2 separate regions of the Homo sapiens genome follow, and region 2 is linked to region 1. A link is a loop called in an ENCODE intact Hi-C map of the cell type or tissue named here. Cell type or tissue: breast epithelium. All regions are shown on one strand.

Region 1 (2,500 bases):
CCATGGCCAAGGGCTGCTCCACATGTAGATGCAAAGTCTCCCACAGGAGGAGGCCTTGCTTCCCTGATGTCTCCCACCATGCCCAGGAGAGGGCTTCATGCCCAAGGGGCATTTCATCCATGATTTCTTGTTCCTCAGTAAGAAACCCAGGAATTTCTTACCTGTGTGATAGAGTAATAAAGATGTGGGCTTTGAAACTGGGAAACACTAGAATGCAATCCCCAATCAGCTTGTTGAAAAAAAAAATTGTGTGACTTTGGGCAAGTTATTTCTCCTCTCCAAGCCTCAGTTTTCATTTCTGGGAAAGAACATCATCATCCTACCTCACAGGGTTTCTATGCAGGGTTAAATAAGAATACAGCACCTGGCCACCTACTAGGTGCCAAGAGAACATCTTTGGCAATCTCAACCTACATGAGGTGCCTCACACACAGTTGGTGCTCCACAAATGCATGTTGGGACACCTAACTTAGGAAGTGCATCCAGAACATTCCGGTGCTCAGTAAACATCTGTGAATGGAATGAAAATAGAGCACCCTGCATAGCGAATATTGTCGACTTAAATGTGGAGAGGACACCTGGTGAATAGTAGGTGCTCAATAAATGTCCCCAAAGTGAACTTAGTTCTTGTACCTCTATTACATCAAAGAGTTGCTGGTCAGTAAACATCTGTAATGAGGTACCAGCACACAGTAGGTGTGTAAGAAATGTTTGTTGTAACCTAAATGGAGGAAAGGTACCAGGCATAGGATAAGTACTTGACAAATGTCAATTATTGAATGGATGCTAGTGGAGTATCCAGGACATGACTTAAGAAATGTTTGTGGGGCATAAAGGAAGGTGGGGGGGTACCAAGCATGCAGTGAGTCTCAAAAAGTGTGCCTGGGAGAGCTGAGTGGCACACAGTAGATACTCAAGGAGGAGTATTCCCATACCCTCCAAGTGGGGACCTTCCCAAGCCCAGGGAACCTCTTGCCCTGCCCTCCCTGCCATCTCCTCACCTTTGTTGTAGAGGGAGCCATCGAAGTAGTAGCTGCCAGTGTAGAAGCCTGTGGCCAATTCAATGAGGTGGCGAGCCCACGTGTTGCCAGCACCTGGGAAGCTGGCCAAAGCAATGAGCTGCTTGGACTTGCCTGGCAGGAACCTTCTGTCCATGCAACGGTTGTCTGAAAAGGGCGGAGCATGGACAGAGGTCAACACCAGGGGCAGATGGAGCCTGTCTGAAAGGGCCAGGGTATGAGTCACACCCCTGCCACTTCTCAGCCAGGTGATCAAGGGCACAGGACACTTGCGTGGGTCATGGGAAAGCTTCCTTGGGCCTCAGCTTTCCCATCTGTAAAATGAGGGAGATGGTTCCTCCCTCATAGAGTTGAGGTGAGTGTTAAATGGGATAATGATGGAAAGGGATAAGCACAGTGCTTAGCCCATAGTAGGGATCCAATAGAAGTCAGCTAGGAGGGTGAATCTTCTCTCCAGCCCCAGTTTCCCCCCAGCAGAGCAAGTCTTTCCCATTCACCCCTACCCTTTCCTCCAGATCGAAACCGTCAATGGCATCCGTCGTGTATTTTTTGTTATTCTTGTATTTTGCGGGCTCTGAAAAGCCAGAGAATCAGGAATATCCAAATGGTACTCACCACCTCCCAACCCATTTTACAGATGAGAAAACTGAGGGCTAGAGAAAAATAATATCTATGCCTTTTGAGTATAGGATGCAGTCCAGGGTTCTTATCTTGGCCTCCAAGCCCACATGGTTGGCCTTTGCAAACTCACAGGCTCATTCTAATCCACTCCACCACATGCCAGCCACCTGGTCTCTCTGTACTTCCTCTCCTGTGCTTTGCTGTGTCCTGACATAGTGCCTTCATGCATGCTGTTCCCTCTCCATTGCCTCCTACCTGCCTTTGCTTTTTGTTCTTCAGCTCTCAGTTGAATGGGTCCCACTGTCTATCCGTCTGTCCTTCCTTCCTTCCTTCTTCCTTCCCTCTTTCCTTCCTCCCTTCCTGTCTCTCCTCTTTTCCTGACTCCCTGGGCTATCATTAGTGCATTACTATATCCATCTCCTTCATATTGTTGATCACAATTGCAATTCAGATAATTATGCATGCAATTAGTCGTGTGGTCAGAAACCCTGCCCATATTGTGTTTTGCTGATTCACCAAAAGTTTCCACAATATCTGGTATACAGCAGGTACTTAATAACTGCTTCTTGGACGGATGCATGAATGGGTAGAATGGTGACTGGGTGGATAACAATAATATCTATTTTGTAGGGCTCTTGTAAGGATTGAATGAAACAAAGCATGTAATATGCTAATACTCTAAAGTGCTCAAAAGGCATAGATATTATTTTTCTCTAGCCCTCAGTTTCCTCATCTGTAAAATGGGTTGGGATGTGGTGAGTACCATTTGGATATTTTTGATTCTCTGGCTTTTCAGAGCCTGCAGAATGCCATTACCATCAGAGTTAACAGAAAATGCAAGCCCCAGCACCTCCCACTGC
Region 2 (2,500 bases), 120 kb before region 1:
GTAAAACTCTAGCTCTACTAAAAATCCATAAAAAATTAACTGGGCATGTTGGTGCATGCCTGTAATCCCAGCTACTCAGGAGGCTGAGACAGGAGAATCACTTGAATCCAGGAGGCAGAGGTTGCCGTGAGCCAAGACAGCACCACTGCACTCCAGCCTGGGTGACAGAGCAAGACCCTGTCTCTAAAGAAGAAGAAGAAAAAAACCTGTATGCATTGCAGCCACTCCCCATTTCTCTCCAATCTCCCTCCCACAGTCCAAGGCAACCACTGATCTACTTTCTGTCTCTATAAACTTGCCTGTTCCTGACATTTCATAGAAATGGAATCATTAAACGTGTGGCCTTTTGTGTCTGGCTTCCTTCATTTAATGTAATATTTTCAAGGTTCATCCGTGTTGTAGCAAGGATCAGTACTTCAGTCCTATTATGTTGGAATAAATTCCATTGTGTGCATATAGCACATTTTGTTTATCCTTTCATTAGTTGATAGACATTTGGGTTGTTTCTACTTTTTGGCTATTATGAATGATGCTGCTATGAACATTGGTGTACAAGGTTTTGTGTGGATATATAGTTTAATTTTCCCCAGGAATGGAATTGCTGGGTCATAAGGTAACTCTTTGGTTTTTCTAAGGAACTACCATACTGTTTTTCAAGGTGGCTGCACAATTTTGCATTCCCTCTAGTAGAGTATGAGGGTTCTGATTTCATCACATTCTCCCCAAACTTTATAAAGTTCCTTGGGGAGCCTGCTTCAACAAACAGGGCACTAAATGGCAATTCTGCAAACGCTTACTGACAAGTAGGCACCCTTCAGCATCAGTCACCACTCATTCTTGTTTGCACCATTAGTTTATCTCTTTTTTTCCCTAGTGACAAAAGATATTCTGACAAGAGTTCATTCAAGTTGCCTAAAATTCTGGATTAGTGAGGTTTGACCATCCAGGAAATCTCCTATCAGGCAGTTTGCTGCTTTCAGCTGTCATCAGTTGATTGATTCATTGATTCAGCAAACATTCTGTGAGCACCTGTCATGTGCCAGCCACAGTGCCAGGAACTAGGTACATGAATATGAATCAGACTTGTGGTTTTATGCTTATAACCACTAGAGGTTCTGGGATCCTTTTGAGAATCTGATGAAAATTTTGGACCTCCTCCCCAGAAAAGCTCATGCCCACACAGACATATGTGCATAATTTTATGTGTTTATGGCCTCCTTGAAGATGATCAATAGATTTATTAGGGAGTCTTCTTGAAGGTCATACGAAGATTTCCAGGTTCAGAATCATTGTTGTATTCCAATAAATGAACAAAAAATATGGTGTCTTATTTGTGTCATTATTATTATAAAACACCTTGAAGTTTGATTCCTAATCAAAGATTTTCTTCCTCCTACTGCAGGATTTGTGGGCTTTGGTATTTGAACATGGGTGCCTAGGCTGTATGCATGGGATATTTGGGGTGCTGCAGCTTCAGCAGGCAGCTCTACAGGCATGCTCCCTGCCCTCATGAAGCCTGCAATCTGGGGATGGACTCCTGTTCACACCTGACCTAGGCTCTCTCAGAAATAGTTGATGGATCTCCTGAGATCATCTGAGCTCTGGCTCTCATCCACGGTGTGCCAGGGCTGGGCACAGTGGCTCATGCCTGTCATCCCAGTGCTTTGGGAGGCTGAAGTGGAAGGATCGCTTAAGACCAGGAGTTTGGGACCAACCTGGGCAACATGGCCAGACTCCGTGTCTAAAAAAATGAATCTGATTTTTTAAAAAAGTAAAATAAATAAATAAATACAAAGAAAGAAAGAAAAGACAAAAACAGCGGGCCAGGAAGAATCAAGGATGAAATGAGCAGGAGAGAGGCATGCAGGCAGTGGGGCCCTTGTGGTGTCAGCATGCCTGGATCACACCAGCCTTGGGAACCTCCAATGAAGACGGGTGTTGCAGGTGACTGAGTCCAGCCTGGTCTTTTAGATGACATCAGGGCCCAATTAAGGGTTTAGGAACAAATACACCTAGACTGGTGGAAACCAAGGGGGGACATCTGTGGGTGTGCAACAAAGCCAACGAGTGTAGCCACAAACATCTTCAACATCTGGAAGGTCTGTGGTGACACTTTGTGGTGTTTTCTACATCACACAACCAAAATCCTATTAAACCAAGGAGAAAGAGGAGATTCTCTCACCTGCGTCCTGAAGGAATGCATCTGAGCAGATATAGGAATCTTTCTGGGGTGAGTGATTTCTGGGGCGAGTGACATCTTTTTGGCGTGTGTGATTCACAGGTTTCTTTTGCTGAATGCTAGGTAACTTCTTGGGGCTCCCATTTCCTTTCTCTCTCCTCAACATCACACAAAAGGAATGTGGAAATGTATGGACCAGGAGGCAGCCAGCTGCTGCAGAGCAGGCACTAAAGGAGCACAAAACAAAACCTTATTTATGAACCCTGGGTGTCTTGGAGTGGGACTGTCCGAGAACAGGTAAGCCTGGGAAAATGGAGGAGG

Evidence for each region. A loop is a pair of places that touch in the nucleus more often than their neighbours do. Peaks named below come from ENCODE experiments on the same cell type or tissue, not always from the same donor. Only the 100,000 strongest peaks of a DNase experiment are listed, where the experiment ranks them.
Region 2: a loop joins it to region 1, with 7 times the contacts of the local background. A loop is called at or near these places in 1 of 110 quality-filtered maps.

Annotation. Positions count from the first base shown.
Region 1 is chr12:108,231,397-108,233,896 of GRCh38, reverse strand. It overlaps WSCD2 (WSC domain containing 2), which reads right to left. Exons shown (of 9, transcript NM_014653.4): 7 at 1,002-1,166. The region is part of intron 2 of LOC124903077 (a long non-coding RNA gene); the gene reads left to right. Among named protein-coding and RNA genes, the nearest start is that of WSCD2, 100 kb to the right of the region's middle. In breast epithelium, no CTCF peak of the experiment used is centred here; a DNase peak (open chromatin) is centred at 1,146.
Region 2 is chr12:108,351,322-108,353,821 of GRCh38, reverse strand. No RefSeq gene overlaps it. Among named protein-coding and RNA genes, the nearest start is that of CMKLR1, 13 kb to the right of the region's middle. In breast epithelium, no CTCF peak of the experiment used is centred here; no DNase peak of the experiment used is centred here.